2 separate regions of the Homo sapiens genome follow, and region 1 is linked to region 2. The links are chromatin loops, found by intact Hi-C in ENCODE. Cell type or tissue: endothelial cell of umbilical vein. All regions are shown on one strand. Each heading gives the region's core, and the rest is flanking DNA. Links, peaks and the distances in the headings are about the cores only. Region 1 overlaps LCT (lactase). Region 2 has its middle 270 kb from the start of CXCR4.

The links. Hi-C counts contacts between places; a loop is a spot of excess contacts. Peaks named below come from ENCODE experiments on the same cell type or tissue, not always from the same donor. Only the 100,000 strongest peaks of a DNase experiment are listed, where the experiment ranks them.
Region 1: it touches region 2 in a loop (12-fold over the local background); 6 of 110 quality-filtered maps call a loop at or near these places.

The regions. Positions count from the first base shown.
Region 1 is chr2:135,790,382-135,806,734 of GRCh38, forward strand. LCT (lactase) reads right to left here. Exons shown (of 17, transcript NM_002299.4): 10 at 14,386-14,676; 11 at 13,549-13,747; 12 at 10,226-10,428; 13 at 7,648-7,757; 14 at 4,260-4,394; 15 at 277-500. Among named protein-coding and RNA genes, the nearest start is that of LCT-AS1, 22 kb to the right of the region's middle. RefSeq lists enhancers at 7,028-7,549, 7,550-8,073. In endothelial cell of umbilical vein, for the core only: a CTCF peak has its summit at 7,301 (motif pointing left); DNase peaks (open chromatin) are centred at 4,590 and 7,280.
Region 2 is chr2:136,375,778-136,392,130 of GRCh38, forward strand. It overlaps the pseudogene RN7SKP141. Among named protein-coding and RNA genes, the nearest start is that of CXCR4, 270 kb to the left of the region's middle. RefSeq lists an enhancer at 1-141. In endothelial cell of umbilical vein, for the core only: a CTCF peak has its summit at 9,083; a DNase peak (open chromatin) is centred at 9,074; H3K27me3 peaks cover 337 bases.

The DNA of each region.
Region 1 (16,353 bases), core at 3,260-11,259, 590 kb before region 2:
TGTTCCGACATCAGGGAGGATCAAGGGGAGCAAGTGACTCAGGCCAGGAACTAGGGTTTGGTGGCATCAGGCCACTGGGCTTGCTTGCTGAGCTTAGACATAGGAAGGAAAAAAACTCAGAGTGCGGCCCTAAAGCAAAGCTTAACCCCCACAGGAGCAAGAAGGCTTATCGTTCTCTTCTTACTGTGGCCCAAGGACGCTGTATCACACTCCTGCAAATAGCAGATGTTTCCAACAGGGGAAGGTGCACGCTGGGGAAGGGCGGGCCCGTCGTACCTTTGAGGGCCTCATTGATGTAAGTCCGAAGGTAGTAGATCCTTGCAGTGTCATTGAGGTCTGTTTCTTCCCGCTGGGACACTCCATTCTCTGTGACATAAATTGGAGGGTCATTGTATTCCTCCTTTAACCAGTTCAGGATCCTCCTGAAGCCAAAAGGCGTCATCTTCAGCCAGAAGGAGCCAGAGTCTGGCCACGAGCGATCTGCGATGGAAGCAACTCCTCTACAAGTTCAAAAACTAAAGATGAGGTCTTGTTTTGTAAATCTCAAGAGGCCCTTTACACGAAACACAAAACAGGACTTAGACCAGGAAAAGCCTTAGGTTTTGTCTAGCCTTAAGAATCATACTAAACCCAGAAGAATCAAATTGCCTCAAATTCTCCTCCTTTCGCTGGTTCTAGCTGCCTGCACTCTGTGCTTGTATAGCATTGGACAAGCCACTCAGCTCTCCGTCCTTCAATTTCTCTGCCTGTGCAGAGAATGGTCTTGCTCATGGAGCCCAGCCCTCCACTACTCTGAATAGATGGCTCCTTACACCAGCTATGAAAGGCTATGGGTCCCCAGCTCCAGGCTTCCAATGGACGCCAGTGCTGTGTCTTCAGAGAATGGGCTCCCCCAAGTCACCCATGTCTAGTCAATGCCACTTGCAGACCACGGGTGAGGCCACAGGCACGAATATTTGTAGGGGCCCTGCTTTGTGTGAAGACAGGCAGCAGACAGGCTGGCACCTCCTTCAAGTGTCCAAGAGCCTGGCCTCTCTCTTCAGTGATGGACGAGGAGGTGGACAGCTCCTGCCACAGGGGTGCCTGCTGGGGGAGGCCACAGAAGCCTGATCACCTGTAGTCACATATGTCAAATAAGAACCAAGAATTTAGACACTTCCTACACTCAGATCTTTCAGGGAAAAAAAAAATGTTGGTTTTATCAGCACCTGGATTTATCTGACTCAGCTGAATTGAATGTGGGCCATTTCATAAGCACTAGTGGAGGTCTTCCCAGGGACAGCCCCAGGGCTCATAAGAGGGAGGGAGAATCAGAAGGAGTAGAGGGGTGTTCTGGAGTCTCCTCAGCCCCCTTGGTGAGCCTGACTCTGGGGGTTTCAGGATACAGTGGGAGTGGAGGGGCTGGTTTTCAAAGAAAGAACCTGGACACAGTCAGAGCTACTGGTGTGGAAAGATGCTTGATGGAAAAGGAACAAAATGAGATTTTCTGAAAATGGCAGATAAGAGACAGGACTTAGGTACAGCTCCCACTTGGATGGACAGAACAGTGTGTGGAGACTCACATTGTTAACTGTTGCTCCAAGAACTACTGCTGGAACATACCAGAAAAACCAAAAGAATTCACAGACCTTTGAAAGAAGCAGAATGCTACTGCAAACTCCATGAGACAGCTGCAAAACTGTGAGTTCCCAAAGTGTGAGAAGGGGAAAGTCTGCCTCTGAACACACATCCTCTCTGGGGACCTGAACATCCAGATCATAGGAGAAGGATTTAACCTTACCTAGAGCGCAAGTGGATTTAGGGAGCCAAGTGAAATGTAAAAGTAGAAGAAGCAGTGGGAAGAGCCCTGTAGCCACTCCCTGTCCCCAGCTTGAGCCCAGGGAAGCCATTCCTGACTTTATCCTACAGGGGTCCTTGTAGAAGGAAGCCAGTGGAATTAGGGAGGGGCAGGATTAAGGAAGCTTCTAGCTCAACTTATTAATTTCAACTAGAAGCATGAATTTTCCTGAGCAGAATCTTGGGGGCAAACAAGAAGTGCAGATAAAAGCACAGAAGCCACAGCCAACAGTGTGGGCAGGTGGGGAGGGGCAAGGCCTGAAAGCCCTGTTTGCTTTCTCAGAGAGAAGGCTTGTGGCCTGGGGTGAGATCTCTGCCCTGCGCACTGTTGGCAGGGCACAGCAGGAGTGAGACTGGCCTTGCTGGCTGCATGGGAGCTAGGTGAGGCTTGTGACTGCCAGCTTTCCCAACTTCCCTAGCAACCTGTATGACACAGCAGAGGAAGCCATAATACCCCTGGGAACAGAACTCCACTGGCCTGAGAACCAGCCCCCTATTCCCCCACAGTGGCCACAGCAAGCCTCACCCGAGGAGAGTCTGAGCTCAGATATGCCTAATGCTGCCCCAACCTGATGGTCTTTCTCTACCTTTGCTGGTAGCTGAAGACAAAAGACATAAACTCTTGGGAGCTCTATGGCCCCGCCCATAACCTGAGAAACCCAAATACCCTGGCCAACGTAGGGCAACCTTGTAATCCCCCTTCTACTACCGCAGCTGGTGGCAGTGGAAGGGGAAAGCACCTCAAAAGTGCCACCTCCTCTCTTGAAAGTGCCACCTCCTGGCTGGAGACCAACCAACTCACGCCATTATAGCAACTCATAACAGAAGAACCCTGCTCCAAAGAAAGAGAAAACAACAACTAATTCCACTGCCTGCAACATCCTGGCTAACCAGAGGTCCTGAGTCTGTCCACATGACAACTTCACTGCTCGCATAACCAGCGTTTGAGAAAACCAGTGCACGAAAGAAAACTACAACCAAGGACCCTCACAGAATCCACTTAAGTCCCCTGCCACCTGCACTGGAGCAGGTGCTGGTATCCATGGCTGGGAGACCTGAAGACAGATCACATCACAGGACTCTTTGCAGACATTCCTCAGCACCAGTTCAGATCCCAGTAATTCTGCTGGGTGGATAGACCCAGAAGGGCAATGGCAATCACTGCAGTCTGGCTCTCAGGAAGCCCCATCCTTAGGGAAAGGGGGTGAGCACCACATCAAGGGATCACCCTGTGGGACAAAAGGATCTGAGGGGCAGCCCTTGAGTTCTAGATCTTTCCACTGAAACAGTCTACCTGAATGAGAAGGAACCAGAAATGTTAATTCTGGTAATATGACAAAACAAGGTTCTATAAGACCCCCAAAAGGTCGCACTAACTCTCCAGCTATGGATCCAAACCAAGAAGAAATCTCTGAATTGCCAGATAAAGAATTCAGAAGGTTGATTATTAAACTACTCAAGGAGGTACTAGAGAAAGGTGAAAATTAACTTAGAGAAATTTAAAAAACAATACAGGATATGGATGAAAAAGTCTCTAGATAAATAGATATCATAAAGAAAAAGACAATCGGCTGGGCGCAGTGGCTCACACCTGTAATCCCAGCACTTTGGGAGGCCAAGGCAAGGGGATCATCTGAGGTCAGGAGATAGAGACCAGCCTGACCAACATGGAGAAACCCTGTCTCTACTAAAAACACAAAATTAGCCGAGACCATTCTGGCCAACATGATGAAACCCCGTCTCTGCTAAAATACAAAAAAAAAAAAAAAAAAATTAGCCAGGCGTGGAGGTACGCGCCTGTAATCCCAGCTACTTGGAGGCTGAGGCAGGGGAATCACTGGAACCCGGGTGGTGGAGGTTGCAGTGAGCCAAGATTGTGCCACTGCACTCCAGCCTGGTGACAGAGCGAGACTCTGTCTCAAAAAAAATAAATAAAATAAAAACTGTTACTTAAAAGGTGAACCAAAATCTTTTACTATCTCTACTTCATAAAAGCATTGTTTAAAAAGAGAAAATAAAATTTTACTCTTGTATTATTGTAATATTTATTAATATTAAAGCGAATTTTGATAAAACCTAAACAATTTTTTTCTTGAAAATCCTTTTTAACAACCAAGCATTTTTAGAGTTAAGCAGCCTGTGAAAAAGAACGCAAAATAAATAAATTTTAAAAATGAAATAAAAAAACAAAAAGCCAAGCACATGTGCCCTAATGGGAGGTGCCCTGGAGACCCCGGCCTTCTCTCCCTCTTGCTTGCTGGAGATTTCCTTGGGATCTGTGGGGTGGCGAGCATCTTGCAAACCCCGGCACATTCGGCGTTGGAGGCCCTGTTTTGAGGCTGGGCAGGCCTCAGAGAGCACAGCCAAGGGCACCTTTCTGCCTTTTCCAGAGATGGCTCCGGGCTCCCTGTTGGTGGACTTACCTGTCTGCATCAAAAGAAGAGATGGCAGTGGCATAGTTGAGGTTGTAGGCGAGGACAGTGGTGTAGTGATTGAACCCAAAAAAGTCATAGGTGCCGTTGATCCTCCTCTTCTCACTCTCTGTAAATTCTGGCAGCCTGGGTGGAAGAAGCCATTGAGGGCAGGGCTTCAGGGAGAGCCATGCTTTGAGAAGAGAACGTCATAGGGCTGGGGCGGGGGAGCTCTCCGAACCCCAGGCACTTGGCAGTGAGTAGGGGAAACTGGCAGGGAAGGAGAAGAGGTCCTTCAGGCGGTGCAGGAAGCACTGCGGCTCCTCCAGCCAGACCATAAACCTGGCTTCCCTAGGTCTCTACAAGAGCCTCTGAAACCTGAAGGACCACACACACACGCACCCACGCGCGCGCGCGCACACACACACACACACACACACATGCATAAACAGTTTTTAATTTCCTTCAAACAACATATGCAAATTCTGATATTTAGCATCTATGACAGATTTCAAAATCAAGAGCATGCCTGAGGTACATATCTGAGACTCTTCCCCTATGTTTGTAAAGTTAGATCTTGTATAATTTTTTTTTTTTGTGGCTGAGTCTGGCTCTGTCACCTAGGCTGGAGTGCAGTGGCGCGATCTCAGCTCACTGCAACCTCCGCCTCCTGGGTTCAAGTGATTCTCCTGCCTCAGCCTCCCAAGTAGCTGGGACTACAAGCGCCTGCCACAACTCCTGGCTGATTTTTTATATTTTTGGTAGAGATGGGGTTTCACCATGTTGGCCAGGCTGGTCTTGAACTCCTGACCTCAAGTGATCCGCCCACCTCAGCCTCCTAAAGTGTTGGGATTACAGGCATGAGCCACCACACCCGGCCCTGTATCTTGTGTAATTTGTATTTCCGTTTTCTGCCCTTTCCAAGTTTCTCTGCTCCTCTTGGGGTTTGTTTAGGCATGCCTCTTTTCTCCAACTCTAATAATAATAATAATAATAATAATAATAATAATAGCTTCAAGATCTTCAAAGTAGCAGGGGAAATAATTTGCAAATTGAGTATTTGAGTTTGAATTTCTCAGTTCTCACGATTTCACTGAACTTTGTTTTCTTTCTTCCTTTTTTTTTTCCCAGACAGGGTCTCGCCCTGTCCTCCTGAGGACACTGCACGCCCCCTGAGGCTGGAGTGCAGTGGTGCAATCATAGCTCACTGCAACCTCAGTCTCCTGGGCTCAAGCAATCCTCTCACCTCAGCCTCCCAAGTAGTTGGGAATATAGGTGTGCGTCACCATGCCTAGATAATTTTTAAATTTTTTGTAAAGACAAAGTCTCACTATATTGCCCAGGCTGGTCTTGAACTCCTGGTCTCAAGCAATCCTCCTGCCTCAGCCTCCCAAAGTGCTGAGATTACTTGTGAGCCTGGGAACTTTGGCTTCTTAACCTGTAGATGGAGCATTTTCCAGGCACTCTGAGTGAAAAGCCTCTCCTGTAGAACCTGACTAATACACTTGTGTGCAGCATGTACAGGTGATCCTGAATGCATGCGCATGCCCACAGGGAGACCTGGGGCTTCTGGTTTAGGTGTGGCCCAGAGATGCCCTGCTGAGGCCTCTGACACTTTCATCTTGACCTTTCTGCTACCATTAACCTGAGGGATCAAGAACCTTCCTTCCCTGGGGTTTCTGAGATGATGGGAGAAAACCAAAGCACAGCCTCCTCCTGTCCCTGACGCTTCTGCTCAGAAGCCAGCAATGGCCTGTGGCACCAAAGCCAAGGCCCTGTGCTTGGCTTCCAGGCCCTCCACCATGTGGCCTCAGCCCCTTCACTGCTGCTGGGCTGGTCTCCCCACTCTCAGCTCTGGCACCCCCACTCATTCTTACCTCTAGGCCTGTCTTCACAACTCTGCCCCGTGGAAAGAATGACCTGCAATCCCCCACATTCTATCCCCTGTCAAGGCCCAGCTCAGCTGATGTCCTGCCTTGTCCATGAAATCTCCTGGGTCTACCCAGCCTACCCTGATCTCATCTTCTGAGTTTTCTTTGTACTGAAGAGCCTGGGGAATGGGATGGAGAACTGTCTTTCCAGCTGATCTGTCAGCAGCTTGAGGAGCCGAATGGAATCCTCTCCTTCCATGGACCCCTCCCCCTGGCCCTGGCTCGGGCAAATGGTAGGTGCTCGGCAAAGTTGTGCAGATGGGCCGGGCGCTCATCGGTTTTGCTGGAGATCACAGTTCGCAGATCAGACCTTTAGGCACAGCCTGCTCTGGGGAACTTACCCTAACTAGGCCAGGGTGTGCATTGTGAGGTGGGAGCTGGATTTTTTTTTTTTTTTTTTTTTTGAGACAAAGAGTCTTGCTCCATCGTCCAGGCTGGAGTGCAGTGGCATGATCTCGGCTCACTGCAACCTCTGCCTCCCGAGCTCAAGCAATTCTCTGGCCTCAGCCTCCCAAGTAGCTGGGATTACAGGCCCCCGCCACCGCACCCAGCTAATTTTTGTATTTTTAGTAGAGACAGGGTTTCGCCATGTTGGCCAGCCTGGTCTTGAACTCATGACTTCAAGTGATCCGCCCACCTTGGCCTCCCAAAGTGCTGGGATTACAGGTGTGAGCCACCGCACCCGGCCTGGGAGCTGGATTTTTAATCCTCAGCTGGACTATATGGGGGCGTCTAGGGGCAGGACTCAAAGACTATGTTGGGAATTCACACTTGATTCCCGCCAGCCTTGGAGCGGTGGGCATGTTCCCGTGGGCAGTGACTGCCGCTTCCTGCGCTTCCTCACACCACACCTCTCACCCCACCTGCATGATTCTCAAGCCCCCAGCATGCGCCCTGGGGGCCGACAGCTTGGCTGCAAATCTCAGCTCTATCTCTTAATAGCTGGGTGATCTTGCCCTAATCTTTGCGCCTCACTTTACTCGTATTTAAATAGAAATAAAGATACCAACAGAAGATGGGTAAACGTTGGCTGCTAATGTTGCTACTCCTTCCTTGACAAGAAGGGGCGGGCGGGTAAGGAAGGACGCTTTGGTGCAGACCATCGCCACCTGCTGGCCAAGTGATGCAAAGCACACGCCTGACTGTCAGCCACTGCCACCCACATTCACACGTGCGGTGATGAAATAGGATAGGATGAGCTGGGATTTGTCTGTGGAGTGGCATAGTGGGGTTGCTCAGAGGTGGATAGCCTTGGAACAGATTTCCTGGCTGTTCCACAATATAATAACCATAATAGCAAACCCCTCTGTCAAGCATATAGCAGTGCCAGGTGCTGGGCTAAGCTTTACATATATGATCACATGTAACTTCCCAGCAAGCAAAGAAGCTCAGTCATGGTAACTTGCCCGAGACATGCCTCTGTGACCCCGACGCCCATGCCCTCACCACTGCGGGCACCAGGCCCTTACCGAGACTTGTTGAGGCCTGCAGCCAAGCTCCTGTCACGGATCCGCGTCTTCATCACCTCATTGTAATCTCCATTCTTGAAAATAGGATGTGCAAACCAGCCTCCCATGAACTGCGGGTAGGGTGGGGGAGACAGCCCAGGCGTTACAGGTGGGCACAGCAAGAGACAGCATCGTCCCCGCTCAGAAGTGCCTGGCCTCACAACCTCCCTCCTTTTCCTGGACCCCCAGGTTAAGCTCTCTTCCCTGTGGCTCCTGCCTGTTGCAGCTTCAGTGTCCACAGGTCTCCCAGCTGGGTCTGTGCTTGCTCAGTTGCTGTTGCACTGAGGACAGGGCCACCTCTTCATAGTTGTAGCTTGAGGTGACAGTAACTGACCTGGGCACTGGCCCTGGTGCTCAACAAATGCTTCCTGGCTGCCCTTGGATGGGTCCTGCAGAGGAGAAGGGAGAACCCACAAGCCTCCAGGCTCCCGGTTCTCTTTCTCACCACTGAGCGGCTGCACTTCCTCATCAAAGTGCCCAAGGAGCAAACAGAACTTTCTGGGGAGGGCTGAAATGCAAGGCTTTCCTGACTTTCCGGGCAAAGTATAACTCTTAATGGGCTTTCACAGCCCCAGAGTGGGGAACCGTTTGACCTATTTTCTCTAATGAGGCCTAGGCCATCCTTATCATGTGCGGGGATACGTGGCACCCAAACACTATGATGCTGGGGGTTTGAGAGCCTTCTGTAGTCTCTCCAAATCCTCTCCTCACCCACTGGCTGCTGCTGGGAATGTGGGGTGAGGGCAGCTTCCACTCATGGTCAGAGATGAGGCATGGAACACACATGCCCTGGTAAAGAGGCTTAAATGCACCCACTCCAAGGTAACACACTAGATATTTTCGTGGAAGCTGATTCTAATAAGAGATGCATCTGTCATAGTCCATGGCTGCAGTATCACAGTTCACCAGTAAGTGGCTCAATCTAATGATATGACAGCCTAACGTTTCCTGACGTTTGAAGTTTTGATTTCAGGAAAAAAGGAAATGTTGTTCTAAATCACCAGTTCTGTGAGTCTGAAATGAGGGATACATTAATTTTGTTTCAAAACTGTTTCCCCAGCTGGCTAGCAGACCAGAAAATTAAGCCCTTCGTTGCATTTATTAATTTGACTATCTTTGTCAAGTTCTCTTGTGAAGAGTTTGGCAAACCAAGGCCCATGGTGTTTCCCCCGAGAGAGTTATAGTGCCACAGTTGGCAGACTCTTCCACGGAGCCCAAAGTGGGAACCAATCCAGAGAGAAACCCTTGCCTTTCCTTCCTGATGCAAAATGTAGGAGAGAGCACCTTCTATCCCTTTCTAGGAGGAGCCAGAGGAGCTGTGCCGTGAACGAGGATCATTCTTTTCCTTCTCTCCTCTTGTCAGTCAGGGGTTCAGGTGGAAATAAAGGTAGGCCATGCTGGCACCTGCTTCCTTTTTTTTTTTTTTTGGAGATGGAGTCTCTCTCCATTGCTCAGGCTGTAGTGCAATGGTGATCTCAGCTTCTGGGTTCTCCTGCCTTAGCCTCCAGAGTAGTTGGAACTACAGGCATGTGCCACCACACCTCGGTAATTTTTATATTTTTAGTAGAGATGGGGTCTCACCATGTTGGCCAGGCTGGTCTAGAACTCCTGACCTCAGGTTATCAGCCTGCCTTAGCCTCCCAAAGTGCTGGGATTACAGGCGTGAGCCACCTTGCCCAGTCGGCTTCCTAGTAATGTCTCTACTTCCTTGGGTGAAATTCCATGACTGAAAGATGCTGTTCTTAAACTCATTGAGTTGGCAAATTAGGGGCACTAATGAGTTTCACAGAATCTAAAGCCCCCAATTTAAGAAATGCCTAGGCTGGAGCAAATCAAATTAGATGGTGACACCTAAAGGTGACGTGTGACACTGCAGCCCAGCTCTGTTAGCTACTATAGTCAAACCAGAGAGACTGAAGAAATGGAAATTTCTCTCTAGGAGTTAACTTCAAACCAATGTTACAGAAAGAATTACCTGTACAAATGATTTTTAAAAACTTAAAGACAACTTAACCCCACAGACTTTATCACTTTCATCACAGCAAACTTTTGAGGTGGGCAGGACATCTCCAGTTTGAAGTTGAGGAAACTAAGGTACGAAAAAGTTAGATGATTTTCCCAAGCTCACAAAATCAGGCAATAGCAAAACTAGGCTTAGATCCTAATAATTCTTCTTTTTGGGGGTTGGGGGTGGTCTCCCTCTGTCACCTGGAGTTTAATGGTGCCGAAATCATGGCTCACTGCAACCTTGACCTCCTGGACTCAAGCTCCCACCTTAGCCTCCTGAGCAGCTGGGACTATAGGTGTGTGTCACCATGCCCTAATAATTTTTTTTTCTTCACAGACAAGGTCTTTCTATGTTGCCCAGGCTAGTCTCAAACTCCTAGCCTCAAGAAATCCTCCTGCCTCAGACTTCCAAAGTGCTGGGATTATAGACATGAGCCACCACACCCTAAATCTTTGATTCACAATCTGTTTCCATTAGGCTGGAAGGAAAGATGGACAAGAGTAAGAACAAGCGCCCAGAGGAAAAACAGACCTGAACATATCTCCTGGCTGCCTCCACATCCTCCTGGTTAGAGGGATCTCTGGGTTCAGCCCAGTCACTGCTGATGGTGATGGAAATCACGCCACCTTGACTGGCGCGGTACACATCGTTGTACAGATGCCAGGCCTCAGCATGAGCCTTTATTAGATTGTGGCCAACAATGTAGGGGGCAGTGCCAGGCCTATTGGAGACTCCTGGAAACATACACATGGATGTCAACAGAGAATGGATAGAATGGATGTGACTGAGATTGTTAGTCCCTGCCTGCAGATGTCCCCTCTGTGTTTGGGAGAAGGGGTGTAGATTCTGACACTAGGAAAACTGGAATTCAAACCCTGGCTCTCCCTCTTATTACCTGGCTGTGTAACTTTGGGTGAGTAATTCAGCCTTTCAGTTTCCTCCTTGGTGAAATGGGCAGCAGAGAGTGCTTGTGAGAGGGAAATGAAACAGTGTATGAAACCCGCCCACAGCAGCACTGTGTCTGGAAGAGGGAAGGCCACTTGATAAATGTTGGCTTCTGTTCCCCTCCTCCAGAAGAGTGGCTCGTACGTCTCAGGCAAAATACCCATAATAGAGATACCTATCGCAGAATCTAAAGCCCCCAATTTAAGAAATGCTTAGGCTGGAGCAAATCAAATCAGATGGTGGCACCTAAAGGTGAAGTGTGACATTGCAGCCCAGCTCTGTTAGCTACTATAGTCAAACTAGAGAGACTAAAGAGATGGAATTTCTTTCTATTGAGTTAGCTTCAAACCAATGTTATATTCAGAAAGGACTATATGTACAAATGATTTTTTAAAACTTAAAAGACAACCCAGGCCAGGCAGGGTGGCTCACACCCATAATCCCAGCACTTTGGGAGGCTGAGGCAGGTGGATCACCTGAGGTCAGGAGTTTGAGACCAACTTGCCCAATATGGTGAAACCTGTCTCTACTAAAAATACAAAAAATTAGCCAGCTGTGGTGGCAGGCGCCTGTAATCCCAGCTACTCAGGAGGCTGAGGCAGGAGAATCACTCGAATCCAGGAGGTGGAGACTGCAGTGAGCCGAGGGGTTCAAACAATTCTCCTGTCTCAGCCTCCTGAGTAGCTGGGACTGCAGGCGCATGCCACCACATCTGGTTAATTTTTGTATTTTTAGTAGAGGTGGAGTTTCACCATATTGATCAGGCTGGTCTTGAACTCCTGACCTCAGGTGATCCACCTGTCTTGGCCTCCCAAAGTGCTGGGATTACAGGCGTGAGATACCATACTCGGCCTATGATTATTTTTGAGACAGGGTCATGCACTGTCATCCAGGCTGGAGTGCAGTGGTGCCATGAGCATGGCTCACGGCAGCCTTGAACTCCTGGGCTCAAATGAATTGACAGGAGTTGATAATCTGGAGCTCCTTGGGGACCCATTGTGATCATTTGGGTTGGAGAATGTAGCTAATGCAACCAGCTGACACGGAGATACCCTGATAGTGAATGCTGCAAGAGAGGCGCCTCTCATGTGTTGAAGGAGTGTAAACCAAAGGGGCGAACTAGGACCAATGGAGATGCCTCTGATAACGATTTGAGGCACATCTCCTGGTGGCTCTTTCCAGCTGTTACACAGTGTTCTGAGGAATCACATGAATGAACACAAATTTATTCTTATTAACTCAGAACTAGATAAAAGGGAAACTGGATGGTTCTCAAGGCACAAAAATAGGTCCACAATTTCTTATTCAAAACCCTAAGGGATCCCGCAATCTTACTTTTGGGTATTTATCCAAAGGAAAGTAAGTCAGAATACCAAATCAATACCTTGACCTCTGTGTTTATTGCATCACTGTTACAATGGCCAAGATATGGAATCAACCTAAGTGTCCATCAACAGATGAATGGATAAAGAAAATGTGGCATCTATATATGATGGAATACTATACAGCCATAAAGAAGGATGAATCTTGTCATTCGTGACAACATCGCTGGAACTGGAGGTCATTATGTAAAGTGAAATAAGTCAGGCACAGAAAGGCAAATACTGCATGTTCTTACTCACATGTGGGAGCTAAAAAGATGAGCTCCTAGCAGCAGAGAATAGAATTGTGATTATTAGAGGATGGGAAGGGTAGTAGGGAGGGAGGACAGGGAGAGGTTGGTTAACGGATACAAAGTTAAGCTAGATAAGAAGATGAAGTTCTAGTGATGTGTGGCACTGTAGAGTGAATGTAGTTAACAATAATTTAGGCTGGGTGCAGTGGCTCACATCTGTAATCCCAGCACTTTGGGAGGCTGAGGCGGGCGGATTACCTGAGGTCACGAGTTCGAGACCAGCCTGGCCAACATGATGAAACCCCATTTCTACTAAAAATACAAAAATTAGCTGGGCATGGTGACACATGCCTGTAATCCCAGCTACTTGGGAGGCTGAGGCAGGAGAATTGCTTGAGCCCAGGAGGTGGAGGTTGCAGTGAGCTGGTATCATACCACTGCACTCCAGCGTGGCCAACAGAGCTAGACTCTGTCTCAAAAAAATAAAAAATGAATAAAAAATAATGATACAAAAGAATTTAGTGTATATTTGCAAAAAGCTAGAAAAGAGGACTCCGAATTTTCCCAACACAAAGAAATGATGAATGTTTGAGGTGATGAATATACTAATTATTCTGATTTCATCATCACACATTGTATACATGTATCAAAATATATTTTGTACTCCATACATATGTACAATTATTGCATGTCAACCAAAGTTAAAAGAAAAAAAATCTTTTAGGGTCAGATGTGTTTTGGAATTAAATGTTTCCTTTGAGAAAAGTACCTATCAGCCCCATGGGCCGCAGACAGCTAGCTCTCCATAGTCAAGCACACTGATATCTCTGCAGCAGAACTTAGGAATGTTTGCTCAGTGCGATAAAGACCATGAGCAGCCTCCTGTTGGTTTGAGTCAGGTTTCACTACTATTAAATGAGCTCAGGTCAGCCAAACCAATTGTCAGAAACTTTGGGGTTTGGGAATTGTGGAAATAGACTGTAGACCTGTACAGCCTGACAAACTGTCCTTCCCCACATCAATTTGCCCACATCTCTGATCTCAGAGAGCTTCCCACCTGAGGCCGATCAGAGTCACAGAGCAAAGAAATGAACCCACCTTGAGGAATTGAGATGTGAAATTCATGTTTAACAATGCAATGCCAGGAGGGAAACCTCTACAGCCCTGAGCAAGAGGCAGGGTTTCTGCCATGGGGCTTTCTTGGTTGCCTCGTCCTGTGCCATCTGGATTTCAACTCTTGATGTGCTAAGAATGCCATGATTCAAAGAGCCTATGAGCCAGGGCTGGGACTTACCTGGAGCTGCTGTTCCGTAGCCATAGCCCTGGTAAGCAATGACAAAGGGCTCATTCAGCGTGATCCAAAACTTCACCTTGTCTCCCAGCCTCTGGAAGAGCACATCTGCATACTCCTTAAACCGCTGCACGATGGTCTCATTCTCCCAGCCTCCTACATCTTGGAGCGTCTGTGGTAGGTCCCAGTGGTAAATGGTCACCTGGGAAGAAGCCAGATCAGCTGTTGCATCAGTCATGCTTTCCATGGGAAGCCCTAGGTTAGATGTGCCAGCATCAACGTCTGCTGCAAATCCTGAGAGTGACTTATGAGACAAAAAGGCTCAAAGATTTTTTTCTTTTTCTTTTGGGAAAAGGGTAAATTGCTTTCAGGGAGAACTAGATGGCTGAGGTCAAGGTTGGGAAGGAAACTCTTTTATGCTTTTCAAATTCTGCATCATATGAATTCACTGACAATTAAAAAGTTAAATTTGAGGTCGAGCACGGTGGCTCATACCTATAATCTCAGCACTTTGGGAGGCCGAGGCGGGTGGATCACTTGAGGCCAGGAGTTTGAGACCAGCCTGGCCAACACAGTGAAACCCCGTCTCTACTAAAAATACAAAAATTAGCTGGGCATGGTGATGCGTGCCTATAAGCCCAGCTACTCTGGAGGCTGAGAAACGAGATCCGCCACTGCACTCCAGCCTGGGTGACAGAGCGAGACTACGTCTCAAAAACAACAATAACAACAAAAGCTAAATTTGAAACCAGCATTTTGTTTACATGATAAATGTGCTCCCCCAGCCCTGCTGGTTCCTGCATGTGGACTTTCCCAAGGCCTTGCCAGGACCCACCATACCTGGGGCTGGATGCTGGCGGCCAGCAGTGTATCGATGAGCCTCACGTAGTAGTTCAGGCCCGCTTCATTGATGTACCTGGTGGTTCCATCAGGGAGGATGCGAGACCAGGAGATGGAAAAACGGTAGTGGGACACGCCCAGGTTCTGCAGGGTGACCAGATCCTCAGCAATCTTGTGATAACTGTCACAGGCCACGTCTCCAATGGCATCGTTCTCAACCCTCAGTGGTGTGTGAGAAAACGTGTCCCAAATGCTGAGTCCTTTGCCATCTGCTCTCCACGCACCTTCAATCTCAAGATGACAAGACATGGTCTTATTAAGTCATTCAGTCAAGCACTCACAGCCTCCTTTCTTTCACTGGGTGAGTCTCAAGTCAGGACGTTTACTCTTTTGTGATAACGCTTAGCTTAAAACAAGCACATTGGTCCATGTGTGGTGGCTCACGCCGGCAACCCCAGCGCTATGGGAGGATCGCTTGAGCCCAGGAGTTCAAAACCAGCCTGGGCAACATGGCAAAACCCCATCTCTATAAAAAAAATCAAAAAAATTAGCCAAGTGTGGTTACCTCCTCTGGGAGCCTGCTCTGGCCCCTGCTCAGTCTCGGAACTCCCCTGGCTTTCTCTACGCATGTGGCAGGCCCACTCTTGCACAGAGACAGACGCAGACAGAAGATGGAAAGCAGGAACCACCACTAACTGCCAGGCAAGTCACTCTTGCCTTTTCCATTTTTCTTGCACAAAATAAAACCATCCTATTTTCTGTATGAGTAAGCCTCATTTTGGCATGAATACAGTAGTGGTGTGATGTTTTTAGGACATCAGAATAAGCTCAGGCCCATGCTGAGAGCCAATGTGAGCAAACTGCCTGCTTGGAAGGATCTAGCTGGGGAATAAAGGGGTCCAACAGGGACTGGTCATAGTCATGGGCTGTAGAACAGTGTTTTGGTCAATGACGGACCTGATATATGATGGTGGTCCCATAAGATTATAATGGAGCTGAAACATTCCTATTGCCTAGTGCTTTGCAGCCATCATAACGTTGTAGAGCACTGCATTATTCATGCTTGTGGCAGTGCTCATGTCAATAAATCTACCGTATGGCCAGCAGTATAAAAGTATAGCACATGCAGGCCGGGTGCTGTGGCTCAGACCTGTAATTCCAGCACTTTGGGAGGCTGAGGGAGGAGGATCACTTGAGGCCAGGAGTTCAGACTAGCCCTAGCAACATAGCAAGACCCCCATCTCTACAAAAAAATTAAAAATAAAAAATTCATTGGGTGTGGTGGCATATGCATGTAATCCCAGCTAATGGGGAGGCTGAGTGATCCTCCTGCCTCAGCCTCCCGAGTAGCTGGGACTACAGGAGCACACCACCACACTTGGCTAATTTTTTTGATTTTTTTATAGAGATAGGGTTTTGCCATGTCTTGCCCAGGCTGGTTTTGAACTCCTCGTCTCGAGCGATCCTCCCATAGCACTGGGATTGCAGGCATGAGCCACCACACCTGGACCAATGTGCTTGTTTTAAGCTAAGCATTATCACAAAAGAGTAAAAAAGTTTAAAGAATTAAAAAGTTAATAAAGTAAAAATGTTACAGTAAGCTAAGGTTAATGTGTTATTGAAGAAAGAAAAACATTTAAAAAATAAACTTAGTGTAGCTTAAGTGTGCAGTGTTCATAAAGTCCACAGTAGTGTACAGTAATGCCTAGGCCTTCCCATTCACTCACCCCTCACCCACTGACTCACCCAAAGCAACTCCCAGTCCAGCAGGCTCCATTCATGGTGAGTACCCTGTCCAGCTTTTATGCCATATTTTCACTGTGCCTTTCTACATTTAGATACATTTAGATACACAAATACCACTGTGTTACAACTGCCTACAGCATTCAGTACAGTAACAGGCTGTACAGGTTTGTAGCCTAGGAGCACTAGGCTATACCATGTAGCCTAGGTGTGTAGTAAGCTACA
Region 2 (16,353 bases), core at 4,872-12,871:
AACTTGTCCAGGCATGCCCAGCCCTGCATACAAAATGAGATCAGAACTCCATTTATGTACAAATTACAATGGTACCACTCTCTAAGTGCCCTCCTGCCCAAAGTATGCCCTAGTTATTTGGCAAAATCCCTGAATGGGGCCTCATATGTTCTGGAAACAGTCTGCCATGTTCTGTTCTTCCTTCTCAGCTCATACTTTTTGCTATCTACTACTCAGGAAGCTGATTGACAGAGCTGCAATGATTTTCCTGTTCAAAGTGCCCGCTGGGAGTACTCCAGAGTTCATGCCAAGATGCATGAAATGCTGGGTGGGCCCAAAGCTTCCAGTTTCAGGTACCAGAACATGGAGACAATCTTGTCACAGATCTGCATTGTGTTAGGCTAGCTAAGTGAGAATTACCCTTTGGAGAATTCCCTTTTCTCTATAGGTCCAGGATAGCATTGCTCACGAGAGATATTTTGCGTGAGATCTGTAATGCGGGAGTAAAGCAGCAATAGTGTTTTTTCACTGCTGATCAGTGTAGGTGCCATGGCAGCCTGCCCATGTTTGTCACTGATCAGCTGTCTCGCTGGGGTGACTCTCACCAATCTCCTGCTTCTTTGAGTCCTTGGCCAGGTGTGTGTGCAGCTTTGTGGTGAAGGGGCTGGCATCCTGCAGCTCAGCCAGGGCATCGCATTGAGGCTGGAGGTGATAGATGCAGGTCCCACTTCATCCTTGTGGGCTTCAGTTTGTCCTTGCTCTTGTCGACAACCAGCTTTGCTTTGTGACTGCCAATCCAGCTGACCTACAGCAACTTCAAGGTCAACACTAGACACAGAGGGACCAGGCTGCACAGAAGGGTCTCTCACCTCCCCCAATATAATAAATCTCTTATTTTATATCACTCACAGTGGTTCCTCTTCCCTGAACCCTGACTAATTCAGGTTTCCTGCTCACCTTTGTGCCACCTGGATCTAGGAGCAGCTCTGCTTCCCTAAAACATTTGTAAAAGCTTCTCATGAAAGCCACATCTCCGAAGTCTGACAACCACCCTTCCACACAGAGACTCAAACCCCAGGTCTGGTTGTGGGGAGGTGCCAATACAAACCTTGCAATTTACTCACTTTTACCAACTCCACCCCAACCAAATGCCTTCCTCCTCTTTCAGTTAATAAAAACAAAAGCTCGCTGCACTTCCATGGGTGTGAACAGATGTTCTGTGTGGGCGTGAGTGCTGGTCCCCACCAGCTGCCTCAGGGCCTTGCTGCCCCAACAGCCCCCAGTGCCCTCCGAGACGTGATTAACTCCTCCCTGAGTCTTTGATTCTTCCGTTCAAAGAGTTCTGGCAACTTGACCCTTTGCTCATATGTCTTTGTTTTCACTCATTTCCTTTCCCGGCTGCTTTGCCAGGACTCTGGGATGGATTACAAGGCCTTGGTGAGGATCTATCTGACTGGAGTAGTGCACAGCGACAGACAGGAATATTGGCCTTTGTCTGCCATGCAATCCTATGTCTGGTAAATGTGATTTACAAGGCCCACAGAAAATGAGAAAATGCTTTTTATTATTGTTTTAGAGATGAGATCTTTGCTCTGCTATCAGGCTGGAGTGCAGTGGCGTGATCATAGCTCGCTACAGCATCAACCTCCTGGGCTCAAGCAATCCTCCTGCCTCAGCCTTCTGAGTAGCTAGGACTACAGGTGTGCACTACTACATCTGGCAAAATTTTTTTTTTAAATGGCAGGGTCTTGCTATGTTGCCTAAGCGGGTGCTGGTCTTGAACTCTTGGCCTCAAGCCATCTTCCTGGCTGAGCCTCCCAAAACATTGGGATTACAGGCATGAGAGCCACTGGGCCCTGCTGAAAGTGAGAAAATTCTAAAGGCTAGAACAGGATGAACTAGTAATAGAGGACTTAAGTTTGAATCTGCCTGTATGAGTCTCTCGGACTGTGGGCACGTCTCTTGCTATCCCTTCTCTGTAAAGAAGAGCCTGGAGAGTTTTAAGATTTCCCTCCTACTGCTCCCATGGGACATTCTGAATATGGTGAGAAAGTGCTCTGAGGTCTGAAAAGCAGTGTTGCCTAGTGCAGCTGTTTCTAAACCTCATTGGAACCCCCTCAGTTGGGTTACTATTCCTACACATATGCTAGAAACCAACACCACTTTCTAGCTCTGCCACCTCCTTTCCAAAATTTTAAAATCAGTAGGTGGAAGGTGATATGGCATCTGTACTTTAAAAACCAAAATAAGACCGTGGGTGATTCTGTTGATCAGCTGAGCGTGGAAACAACTGGTCTAGTGAACAGTAGATGAAGAAAAGGGTCTTACAAAATTTAGGGGTTCTGTCTATAAGGCCAAGAAAAATGGAAGCAATTATTCAGATAATCTCAGCACAAAACCACAGTTTCATTGGAATTGCGGGAATCATGAGTATCAGTTTCTGAGATACTTGGGTGGAAAGTATGTGGGTGGAGCCCAAATCTTATGTATTTAAATTCAGATCAAGCCTGTAGTAAAGATGACAGCGGTGGGAGATTGAGCAGAGAGGGGAGAATGGCATTTTCTGAATTCTCATTGTGCCACCATACATTCTGGATGTGTTGGGAGCCCCTTCATTTCACAGATGCTTATTGCTAGTAAGTACTATTGTAGCTCACAAACCATGAGTCGCCACGTTTGACATGGGAAAATGATGCTTGCTATTTATTTATAATACAACGTGTTTTGACTAACCATCAGAGAATATATTTTGAGGCAACTTTCCACTTTGCTTAGGATATAACATTTTTAATGCATCTTTCAATGGATATCTATTTTTAGGTCACCATTAGTTGCCTTGTAACTGAGATGGCCACATATTCACAGATATTTGGGGAGGCCCACAGATTTATTATTCTGCCTCATTGTCTTGTTGGTACCATATGACCAGTTAGCCTCTTGTTTCCTCATTTGAGTGTGGGAAACGGCTCTGTCTTTAGACACTAAATGGCATGCATGTAATCTTGTTTAGGGTCATTGTTCCCGGGTCTGAGTTTACTAGATGGAGAATTTCTTCAATGCCAGGTTTCCCAGGAGGAAAATGAGCCTATTTTGGTTGCATCAAATGCATCAGTTCACTGCTCTGGGTATCATCTGAAGAGCAAGAGGAGTCTGGGGGCCAGTATTGCATTTCATGTGAATGCTGGCTGAGTACTGCCATCTTGTGGCTGGGCAAACCCTAAAGCCTACCAGGGACCTTGGAGCAACCTTACAAAAAGAAACCAGACATCAAGAACCCATGTTCTCTACCTGCATGGAAGAAAAAAATTGACCATGAATCCCTAACAACAGTGCCATCCCTCCTTTCCTAGCTCTTGAATAAGTAACTGCTCTCTTATTAAGACAGAGTCCTGTCTGTTTCTTTAAAGAGAATACATCCATTCTTCTTCTGGTTTTAGTAATTTTTGGACCAGCCTTTAGATAATCTTTTGAGCCAAGTTTTGAGAAGTTTGGAGAGGGAAGGCCTTAAAAATATGTATAGTATCCAAGGCCAGAAAAAGAGGCAGAAATTGGAGACAGGTGACTCCTGCCTCTGGGGCAGTGGCTTTCTAAGTGAGGTGTGCCAGCAGCATCAGCATCACCTGGAAACTTGTTAAAATGCACATTCTTGGCTCCCAGCTAGACCTGCTGAGTCAGAAACTCTGGAGGTGAAGCCCAGAAATATGTGTTTTAAGATGATTCGGATGCACATTCAAGTTAGAGAACCCCTGTCTTGGGGAATAGAAGCCAACCCCAGGCAAATGTGAAGCGAAGACATCCAAGGTCCATTCTGTGCTCCATTATACTCATTGCTGTTCTGTTCCCTTTTCCTGTGTTAGGAACTCAGTAAGCCATACATATTTATTGTGTGAATACTATTGGTAAGCCACTGTATGGCATGACATGGGGGTTGGTCTGAGTAAGGGACTGGGAATTTGCGTTTCTAACAGTTTCTCAGGTGATGCTGCTGCTGCTGCTCCAGGGACTGTGTTTTGGGAACCCAGTGTTAGAGATAAGAGCAGCAGGCCCAGAAGCCCATGTGGTTTTCAGATGGAGAGTGCAGTTCAGGCTTTTTGGGGAATCCATGTGGCTACGAGCCTGCTTCTCAACACTCCCTGCCTCTCAACCCTGCCTGCCTCCTACCAAGGGCACAGGGAGACATGTTTATTTGAAGTGAACTCTAGTCCATTATAAAGAGATTAAAATAACATGCTGTGATTTTACCACCCAAAGGTTAGGCAATTCAAAAGCCAGAGCAAGCATGTGATGATTAAAAAGCATGGCAGAAAATTGTCAATAGCTTTGGAGATTTCATCCATACATTAAAAGACCTGTTTCGTGTTCTATTGGATCAATATGGCTCCAACGCTAGCACATTCACCTCTTGTTTAATTTGCCATTTAAAAATTTTGGTTAGTCCAATGACTCTAAACAATTCCAATGCAAAGAATAAATAAGCAGAACAGCAAATCAAACTGGATTTGTGGGCACAATTATATAGTAAGAACTCCAGAGCTGGAAGTAGAACTCTAATCACAGATTAGAATACAAATGTTTGCTTGTACATCGTACGCAGGCTCTACTATCTGCTGAATATAAATGGCTCCCTGATCGAACCTCTAGCCTGCATCGGGTGGGAAGGTAAGAGCTGGGTTTTGCTTTGCAAAATCTTAAGTCTCACCAAGAGAATCAGGGAGGCAGCCAATTGTAGTGGCAAATACGCAAAGCTTTGGAGTCAGGAAGTTATTTATTCTCTGGCTCTCGTTTTTATTATGTATTTAGTTTTTTGAGACAGGGTCTCGCTTTGTCACCCAGGCTAGAGTGAGTGGTGCGATCACAGCTCACTGCAGCCTTGACTTTCCGGGCTCCAGTAATCCTCCCACCTCAGCCTCCCAAGTTGCTGGGACAAAGATGCACACCACCACGCCTGGCTAATTTTCATATTTTTTTGGTAAAAATGAGGTTTTGCCATGTTTCCCAGGCTGGTCTCGAACTCCTGGCCTCAAGTGATCCACCTGCCTCGGCCCCCCAAAGTGCTGGGATTACAGGCGTGAGCCACTGTGCCCAGCCTGGATCTCATTTTTTAAAACCTGTAAATCTGGGACAATGCAACCTACTGCATGGAGTGGTTTTAGGGGTCAAGTAAAAATGGCCGGCAAGGCACAGAGTAGATGCTTGATATATAGCAGCTTTTCTTTCTTTCTTTCTTTTTTGAGATGGAGTTTCGTTCTTGTTGCCCAGATTGGAGTGCAATGGCATGATCTTGGCTCACCACAACCTCTGCTTCTCAGGTTCAAGCGATTCTCCTGCCTCAGCCTCCTGAATAGCTGGGATTACAGGCATGCGCCACCATGCCTAGCTAATTTTTGCATTTTTAGTAGAGACAGGGTTTCTCCATGTTGGTCAGGCTGGTCTCAAACTCCCGACATCAAGTAATCCCCTCCCACCTTGGCCTCCCAAAGTGCTGGGATTACAGGTTTGAGCTATCATGTCTGGCCCCCTATAGCAGCTATTCTTAAGTCTCCAGCTTCAGAGGGCTGGGGCCAGGAGAGGTTAAGAGGTGAACATCCATATTTACAGCCTTCATGTTTGGGGCCTTCTTCTCCCTCCTAAGGTTTTTCTGTGTTAAAATGCAAGTACATGTGCCCCTGGTGGAGAAACTCCCCGGGCTATAAAATTTTTACTACAGAATTGACAGAAATGGTCCCTGTAGATTTGGCTGAAATAAGATGTGCTTGAATTGTAAAGGGATGCCCCATATTTGGGGTAGGTGCTGTGCTAGTCACAGTCAATGTGCTTGTCAGGTGCATCCCCCTAGAAAACCAGCTGAGTTTGGTGTGAAGATAATTGGGAGGAGGAGAGTTTGGGTTCAGGGAGGAAAGGCCTGGTGGGGGCCTGCAGTGGATGGGAGAGCAAGAAAGAAGGGGCGTGGAGAAAAGTAGGGAGGCAGGTGTGGGGGTGCTAGAGGTTGTTACTTCCTGAAGTTGGGTCCCTCTGGGTGGAATGCCTTTCAGTGACCAGGGGCCACCTGTCCCACCATGTGACTCCATTGCTCAAGGAGCGTCCAGTGGAATAAGTGAGAATCTGAAGCAGAGAAAAATCATCCAGCAGCCATGTGATGAGTATGTAGGGGAGAGTTGAGGCTATGTGGTCAGCTTCGGTCCCGAGTTAGAATCAGATCTGTGACTTCAAGCAGAGTGACCCTGAGCTGGTTATCCAACTAATTCGTGACTTAGGCCTTCTGATAAACTGGGCTTCATAATATACTCATCTCACAGGGCTGGTGTGAGGATCGGCAGGGGTCATGTGAGGAAGCACTTAGCAGAGTCTAGCAAGCACTTAAATAGCAACTAGCGTCATGACAAAGCTTTATGCTCTGGATGCCCTTGACGGGGCTTTTAGCTGTGTGACCTTCAAGAAGTCACCTGCTCTTTCTGAGACTCAGTTGCTTCAGCCCTTTAAAAACAGAAACAAACACAGCCGACCACAGGGTGTGTATGGATCTGAATGAGTACAGACAAAGTCACTCATTGCAGGACTGAGTAGGAGGCAGGGTGCTGGGATTGGTGGGTTTAGGGAGGTCTGGGAGGGCCCTGAAGCTCAAGAGAAGTTTGTTTGGAAAGAAAAGCATCTTCCGTTTTGACTGAGAGGAAATGGGGAGGGGATGTGGTGCAGCGTCAAAGGCAGGGTCTGCTGACGAAACTTGGTGGTGGTGTTTCTCAAACAGAAATAGGACATTCTCACTCTCCGTGACACTCAAACTCCAAAGTTTCGGCCTGGGTGGTGGTTGCACCTGTCACTGACGACCTCACTTGACTTTGAGTTAAGCTGCCCAGGCAGCCAGAGCAACTGTGCCCTGGAAGGCGGCCCTGCCATCAGACAGACATGTTTTTCATATATTCCTGATTTTCATGTAGTAGTTCACTGGACATTTACTGCACACCTACTATATGCTAGGTGCAAGGGATTCAGCAGTGAATAAAACAGTTGCAGGTCTTGCTCTCAAAGACCTTTCAGTCCTGCAGGAGACAGAGGCAATAGAGAAAGAACAGCTTACTTGCATGTATAATTAAGATTTTTGCTGTGACGTTAAAGTTCAGAATGCTGTGAGACTGTACAATGGGGCAAAACCTAATTTAGATTGGGAGACCAGCAAGATAAATGAAACAGGAATGGAGTTCAGATGAGAGATGAAATAACACTGGACTGAAGTGGAGACAGGCTTTCTTTTTTCCTCAAACACCTCCCTTCACATCCAGGCATAGACCACTGGAAAAGTAGTTGCCCTGCTTCCTGATATTACTGTCCTCTAAATACACACACTTTGTGTACCCCCTCCATTCATTTCCACCCCGTCAGTCATTCTTGCCTGTATAAATTTCAACTTTAGCCACAGCCCTGGCCTCACTTCTTATAAAGCCTGCTTCACTCTTCAGTTCTCCAAGTTCTCTCTTCCTTTAGGCCTTTTTTTTTTTTTTTCAGGGTGGTCTGGACTGCTCTTTCAACCTGATTCTATTTGCCCATGTGGCATGTTTTGTTAATCCCATGGCCATACGTATGCTGGCATGTCTATAGTCCATCTGTGCAAATAGATGATACGTAGCATTTCCTCAACCAGAATACTGAGGAGCCTATGCAAATGAGCCATAATAGATCTTATCCTTCAGCCTGCTCACTTGAATGAGTTAAAACTGAGATACAGAGTAGTTAAAGGGGCCCACCAGTCACTGGACGAGAGTCTCAGACTATGATCATGTCTTGTTATTTTATCTTTATATCTCTTCAGGGCATTTGTTCCAGAGTCAGAATGCAATAGATGTTTTCTCTTTGATTGTTTATTCCTCGAGTTGGCCCATACATGTACTATCCCCTGTTCTTCCATTACTCATTTCAAGCAGTAGCTGTAGCATCTGTATTATTTAGCTCCTCTGTATGACTTGATTATCTTATCTGTCAAATGGGTATAGTAATTCAAATCAACAAACATTTATTCAATACTTACTATATCTCAAGGACTTTGCAAAGCTTTGGCGGGGGGCGGGGGTGGGTGCTGCAATAAGCCTGTTAAGATAGATCTGTACTCTTGCCTTAAGGAAACACACAGTGGTAGAACTTGGTAAAGGAATAACTACACTATAGCAAAAATGTCTATAATAAAGGAATATGCAACATATGGGAACACAGAACAGAGTAACTATTGCCTGGGGTAAGTGGAAAAGCTCATTAACACCTTCTCTACTTACCTTGAGTTTGCATTATGAGATTCTAATGAGATCATGCAGTGAAAGTGTGATGAAAAATGGAAAGGATTGTGCATGAAAACTACTAACCAAATGGATGGCAGTGTGATATGGGAGACTTTGGAGAGAGGTGAAAGAAGAAAGTGGTGGCTGCGACAAGAGGTTTGGACAGCATCTGTTCTGATGAACCAGTAAGTCTTACACACAGATAAAATTCAGAGGCATGGCTATAGACCATCTGAGCTACAGCCACCCCAGCTTTAAATTAAGATTTTGGCCACAGGAATGACCCAACCTCTTCATTCCATTAACATAGGTGAAAGCTCTGTGACCTGGAGTATTTGTCACCATTATCCTCCCATTGGAAGAAGATGATTGGGAAGACTGGAATTAGATGAGCGGAGGGAATGCTGGTGGGAGTGGGCCTTTGGAATGGGAAGCCCATAGCTATGACCATCTTGTCAGAACTAGGAGCCCTGATGGGCTAGTGAGAGAGTCACTTCTCTCTCCTTGTCCCTGCATCTGTAATCATGGAGATCTGAATGATGTGTTGTTTTGAAATAAGTGGTTTGCAAACATGAGCAGCTGTCATAATAATGAAAGCACAACATTCAGAAAATTACTCTTTGGTTAGGATTGACAATAGTTTGGGTCAAAGGACATTGCCCAAAGCAAAATAATTATGTATGGTGCAAGTCTGACATCATGCTAGGAGGCATTCTTTAAAAACCAAAAACAAAAAACCCATTTGTGTACCGTCCTTGACTCTTGGTTCTGCCCAAGCTCTAGAGCGACATCCAACCTAGCCCTGAGAATAGGAGAGAAAAGTGACAACAGGGCACTCTCTGCTGGTGAGGCAGACCCACTACAGCTCATTGCCAGAGTCTCTGCCTCTGAGCCAAACCTATAAATCTCAGGAACATCTACAAGAACTGTTTTCATGTCCCAAGATGTAGAGGGATATCTTCTGCTTGCTGAGAAAACATTCTGAGGATCTTGCTGGGCTCTGTAGCAATAAAACAGGCAAGTACCATGTAGTCTTTCATAAATGGCTCATTATTGGAGTGAAAATGAAGCAAGAATAGCCCCAGTGTAAATCACTGTGACAAACGAGTAACTAAACTAGCATGAGGGCTCTCTGTCTTATACAACTGTCTCTCTTCCTCCTTTGCTTCCTCCACTTAGCTAACATTAACCAGCAAGGGGTATTCTTTCTTTGAAGTTGAATCTGTGGTATACTGTGGAAACAGCAGCAATTGTGGTACCCCCAAACCATTAGTGGGGTCTCCTCTTTGTGGTTCTGTGAGCCTTCAGGAAGTATAAATGGAAAGAGGAAGACTAGAAAGGAGATAATTCAAATAACCTGTTGTCTTCTCACCCCAGGAGGGATGCCTTTGCTACTGACCAATACACAGATGTTGCAGTGGCTGTTAGCACAAGTCTCTGTGTGAAAAAGGGTTGTGATCTCTGAGCCCATGACTGGAGCTGTCCTCTGCTCAATTTTATGGCAGTACTGCATGATACCTTAACTGTAGTAAAAATGAAGGGAGGTCTGTACAAACAACAACACCTCAATGCTGTCTGTCTGGATTTATTTATCTTTGACAAAAGCTGACTTGAGATACTCAAAGCCAGCTGGAGATGGCTCCACTGGAAATTCAGCAGGACGGACTTTCCTAGCCTTTGCCTGGACATCCTTGCTTACCTATAGGATCCTTTTGGCCTGATCATTTGTCTATGCCATGATGCAAAATACCAGGTTAGAAAATGGAGTCTCTGGCACCCCCCATTTTGCAAATAACAGGAGCAGGCCTGTGATTACTGCAGCAGAAGTTTAAAGCAATGAATACTGGATGGATCATAGGTTGAGCCTGTGGTGGGAGGGTTTTGCTGCATGCATGTGCTTTAGCTACTATATTCTTTTTCACCTAGTGATTCCCTCAAAATCATTCTTTGGTTATGGCAAAGAATGTATAGTGGCCAATAGTGCATTACCCTCACATAAGGTCTGCTACCACCACCCCTATATCCTTTGTGCAACTTTGAGTGAGCTGGGGAGAAGGACAGGGAAGAAGGAATAGAAGTATTTTTTATGGTGGAGTCTCTCTGCAGCAAAAACATGCTCAGGCAGTTCCTGGGCCCCAAAGGATGCAGAATCTGGCACCACCTTACTTGAAGCAGAGCGTACAGTGTATTTTTCTTCATAGATAGCCTGTAAAGCTCTGCCAATAGGCCTATTTTTCTCAGGGCTAGTGACTCATTTGGGGCAGTGAAGCAGGAGTGAATCTCATGGACAGATGGTGACCTCGTGTTTGGAGGACACCCTAGAGGGAATCAATCAGACCAACATTTTTCACTTTTTTTTTTTTTGCAACTAATCCAATCCACGTATTTTGAACATTTAAGTAAATTGCATAGTACACACTTTTAACTAAAACATGCAAACCCAATGTCAGTAGTCATCACATCATCGCAAACAACTTTTGTAACCAATTCAATCTTTGTCCCTTTCTTTCTTTCTGACAGATTCTCACTATGTTGCCCAGGCTGGAGTGCAGTGGCGCAATCTCGGCTCACTGCAACCTCCACCTCCCGGGTTCAAGCCATTCTCATGCCTCAGCCTCCCGAGTAGCTGTGACTACAGGCGTGTGGCACTACATCTGGCTACTTTTTGTATTTTTGGTAGAGTTGGGGTTTTGCCATGTTGGCCAATCTGGTCTGGAACTCCTGGCCTCAAGTGATCTGACCACCTTGGCCTCCCAAAGTGCTGGGATTACAGGTGTGAGCTACTGCATTTGGCCCAGCCTGATTTTTTATATTTTAATGCTCAGATAGCTCCTGCCCAATAGATACTGCAAATCAACATGTTAGCATACTTGTTTATAACTTAAAGATCTCCTGAAACCATCAATGGGAAACTTAAGAACATGACCTGTCAGGAGCATACTGATCCTCAAGGGAGTTTTCCCATTGCTCAAGTGATTCTCCTGCCTTGGCCTCCCAAAGTGCTGGGATTACAGGTGTGAGCCACTACACCCGGCCTCGATTGCTCTTTTGAGGAACATTCTGTCACCATCGAGAATTTTCCCCATAAATCCTCAGGAAAATAACTTATTGAAAATGTTCCTTGGTCAATGCCCATTTCTTAGTCAATGTCCATGAATGGGTGGGGGACTTGGGCAGGTTACATTGACCAAGTTGGCATATGCATAACTTGTCCTAGATACTTGATTATGTCTAGGCATTAGGCCACTAGGTAAAGTTGCTAGACTGCTCCAAATGACACAGCTACCTTTGACTCTCCCATAAAGATCTCCCCGTGTGTAGATTACTCATGTTGAGAGTTCTGAATGCTGCCATTCAGCTGGGTATCTGGTCTACACCCAGAGTAAGTCATGGGACTTATTTGATGGAGAACTGTAAAATTGTGTGACTTGATCAGCAAGCAAAGTTGTTTTTCTGATGTCAAAATTTCAAGTCGACAGAGCATTCAAAATTGCTCCTCTAGGTTTGTAAGAGACTAGGTCCAGAAAGAGAGACCAGGGCTGAATGTACAGGTGATCTGACACCAACTCATCTAAGAAAGCCCGGGGGTTCAGCTCTAAGGGGTGAAGCACAGATTTGTCACCTACATAGCTGGGCACTTGCCAAACCATTGCTCTTATTTGGAACATATCATTGGTTCATTTAACAAATAAGTATTGATGCTGGGAGCGGTGGCTCACGCCTATAATCCCAGCACTTTGGGAGGCCGAGGTGGGCAGATGACCTGAGGTTGGGAGTTCGAGACCAGCCTGACCCACACAGAGAAACCTCATCTCTACTAAAAATACAAAATTAAACGGGCTTGGTGGTGCATGCCTATAATCCCAGCTACTTGGGAAGGCTGAGGCAGGAGAATCGCTTGAACCTGGGAGGTGGAGGTTTCGGTGAGCCGAGATCGCGCCATTGCACTCCAGCCTGGGCAACAAGAGCAAAACTCTGTCTCAAAACAAAACAAAACAAAACAAAAAAGTATTGATGGTGGCAGGCACCTGTAATCCCAGCTACTTGGGAGGCTGAGGCAGGAGAATCGCTTGAACCTGGAGGCGGAGGTTGCAGTGAGCTGAGATTGCACCACTTCACTCTAGCCTGGTGACAGAGCGAGACTCATTCTCAGAAAGAATGAATGAATAAATAAATATTGAGCACCTACTACATGTCAGACAGTGGGAATACAAGAGTGAACAGATATTTATCTTCTCAGATATTTTACGTGTTTATTAAAGTAATGGAGGTAGTCCAGAAGAGCTTGTGATGGGAAGCTGCAGTCTCTTGCCTTGTCAATACCCCTCCCTAGCCCCTGCTTTGATCTGTTTATGATTTAATTCTTTTGGTGGTTATCTCTTTATAATATGTTCTATTCTATTTCTTGGTTTATGAATGTTAGATAATATTTTTAACTCCCACTATGAAAAATGAGGATTTAACTCATTTATACTATGTTCACCTAACCTCACCTCTCTTCTCTCTCCTTTCCTTTAGTCTTTGATGATGATTGAATTAGAATGTTGAATATGCGCCCCCCCCCCCCCCCCACCCTGCCCCACAGCCATCACTGGAAGCTGCAAAGTTGAAAACAATAGGTGGCAGCGACAGATATCCTCACATTCTAAACAGAGGCACCAAACTCTCTACATGCAGGACCTGCTAAAAGAACATCCCCATGGAATCTAGCCCATCACCACCTCCAGGTGATAAGTGAGAGAAGGGAAGAGTTGGAGAGAGATGGGAGAGTAAGAATTTCTTTTGGAGTGGGGGTTATTGGGTTCTTCCTTCCTACCTTAAACCAAGAGAGAAGGGTCTTTAAGATTGCCTCTAAGAAAAATGATGGTCTTTGCCAGAAGGAGATTGGCACATGTTTCTCCTTTAGGTACCACAACCCTGGGATGTCTTTTTCATGAATGATGCTTGTGTTTTTCTCTGAGATCTTGGATTCTGGATCTATGATTCCTATTTCACCTTTCTTTTTAAGATGACAACTGATTTAGACTCCTTTCCTGAAGTGTACACAGTAACCTAATTTCTCTTCCATGATATGGAACAATAGCTCCCTGTACGTGTATCACATCCACTGAAGACTTTTGCTTTATAAGTTTAGGTAGGCTATGCCAGATCTCTGGGGATAAGGGGCACTAGGCTTTTCCTCAACCCCAAGAACTCATTCTCAAATCCTTCTCCAATCAAAATGATATCCCCTTTTCCTCTGTCACTCCCTCATCCTTACTAAGCCATGCTTACTAGTGTCCCCACTGTTGATTCTTTCTCCAGTCCAAGGAAGGCCAAGAACATTTTCTCTCTGGTTCCAATTTGATCAGTAGTTGGTAGTGGGTGCCACAATGTTATAAAGAATTAGGTTTTTATAGGGGACACACTATGGTTATTCCTCACATCCATTCCAGCCCAGATGGATGAGTCTATCATCTCCTTCCCTGGGCCAGTGGCTAACTGAGGAAAGGGCAACAACCTGACTTTGAACACTGAGATGTCAGGAGAAGCCTGCTGGTGGTTTCTGGGAAAGTTCAGTTTTCTCCTACAGGTAGAGAAAGATTATCTCTCTGGACCTTGTCTTCCTGGATATGATTTCTGCTGTAGCCATCTTTCAATCAGGTTAAAGATGAAGCCAATTTTGAGGATGAAACAAGAGACAGATGGAGAGAAACCAGGTCCTTGATGACTTAATTTAGCCCCCAAATCAACTAACCCTAAAGTTCGCTCTTCTTCTGACCTTCCTAAATTCCTGTTACGCGAGACAGTGCATTTCCATGTTGTTTAACCCAATTTGAGTCGAGGTTTCTGTTGTGTGCAGCTGAAGTCAAACTAACTGATATAATGTCCCAAGTCATGTCGAATTGGTGGGAAAGGGTGCTGTGATCCATTAGCTATGTCTGTCAAAGGTGGGGGTTTCAACCTTTGCCAGCCTGTGCTCTTTAGTTCCTTATTTGCATCTTGTGCAGGGGTTATCTACGGGGTTTGTTTTGCTTTCATTACTACCCAGATTAGTGCTTTTAATGTGCAGACAGTGGTTATAACATAAAATACCCTTATTTGTATGTCTCAGTCTGTGCTTCAGCTTCCTGAGCTGCCCAACCCATTCTGCACCTCATTTCTTCTGTTCTTTTTGACTCCCCTGGTTACTAAAGTGTTGTTTATTCCATTCTTACGACTTTCTCACTTGCCTGATGCTGAGATTTAAAAATTCACCTGGAGATAGACCAGGAACACAGCACACTGCAGCCTATTTGAAGCATCAGATGGGTGGTGCTGACGATATCTTATATGAGGCTGATCTGGCCTGCTGTATGTGTGACCCCATCAATTGCTGGCTGATCCGAAGGGCTAGCGTCTCCTTCATCTGGTCTTCATTGAGCTGTGGACAGCCCTCCAAAAGCTGAATGCTCTGTCAAGAAGGATGCCCTTCCCAGACAGGAAGAGCTGTTCTTTGGTCAAAGGTATACAGGTGGTATACTGATGATGTGAAGAAACACAACTTTTGGGCTGACACTGTTCTATGAGCTTTTCTTAATTTCTGGAGTGTGCAAAGCATTATCTAGGTCTATAAACAAGAATAATAAGAGGAAACAATGGGGCTGCCATTTCCCAGCTCTCTTTTTTTTTCTTTTAAACTTGGAAACAAGCTGCAGGGTCTCAAATCCAGCGTTCCTTGTAAATTCTGAAAATAAAAATGGACGGTGCACACAGGTATGGCTTGTGGAAGAATTAATGGAACCCTCAGCAATAGACTCTCATTCTTTTTTTCTGTTTGCTAATTGATTAAAAATATGTATATGCATTGCAAAGCTCATGTATTGATCAAGAGAAGAGTGAAAAGGATAGCTTCTCTAATTAAGACTGATTGGAGCTGTGAAAGTTTAATTAATTGGATGCATGTCACTTCATTTCCATGTTATGTTGTGCACAGCACTCTGTTTTCATAATTACCGTGTTGTGTTGGGGTGGCGGGTGTCTCTCTAATTAACAGTCTGGGGGAAAAGTGATGTATGGTCCTGCTGAGCAGACAGAGTGGGTGGAAAGAGAGGACCCAACCAGAATCCACAGGCTCTGTCCCCGTGGCCTGATTCTCAACCATTTCCCTTACCCTTTGTTCAGTAAACGAGGTTTTGGTGGATGTTCCCAGAGACTGCTGTTTATGTATTTGTTCCTCAGGTTTCTCCATCAGGAGACAGGGAGGCTGGATGACACTTCCAGGGATTGGAAGGTGAAATGCCCACTGGTTGAGAACCACTCCAACAGCTTTCTCCTTAGAACCCCCAATATTCACTCCTCACTTGGCAACTAACACTTGCCCACCTAGCCATGACAGACCCTTACTGAGTGTCTACTCCGTGCAATGTATGGTGATGGGCCGGGTGACTTTGAGTTCAGATTGCTGTTCCTTACTAGACATGTGGCCTTGGGAAATTTTCCTGAGTTCTTTGTGCCCCAGTCTTCTAATTTATAACATGGGAATACTAAGACCTTCCTAGTAAAGATGCTGGGCACATTACATGAAATAACAAATAGTATGCTTAGTGTACAGTTTTATCACCCTAGATTTATTAATCCTTTCACTTCCCTGTGTAGTTATTTTTACAAAAATACTTTGTTGAATGATCCTATTGTAGATTTTAACTCCTAACTGGCCTCACTTCTGTGACCACCCTCTTAAATCCATACTCCACTTTGGAAACAGGATTCTTTTTTCTAAAGTGAAAGTTGATTATATGAATGCCTTGGTGAGACACCTGCCCAGATGATGTTTCACCTCTGTAGAATGGGAATTCTACCCCCTGCACCAGCTGGCCCCTGTGGCCGCACCTTCAGCACCCCTTCTTTTCACAGCCTTTCCAGGGCTGCCCAAACCCCCAAATTTCCTTCACACCTGAGCATAACATGCATTTCTCTCTTCTGCCCAGAAGACATTTTTCCTCCTAAAAGCAAAAGTCCCACAAATTATTTTCATATTCAGCTCAAATAGCTCCTTTTCAATGAAATTATCTGTGCTCCTGCCCTATCCCCTCCTCCCTGCTTCCCCTGCCCCAGCACTGTTTTCTTGTTTGGAGTCTCTTCCTGACTA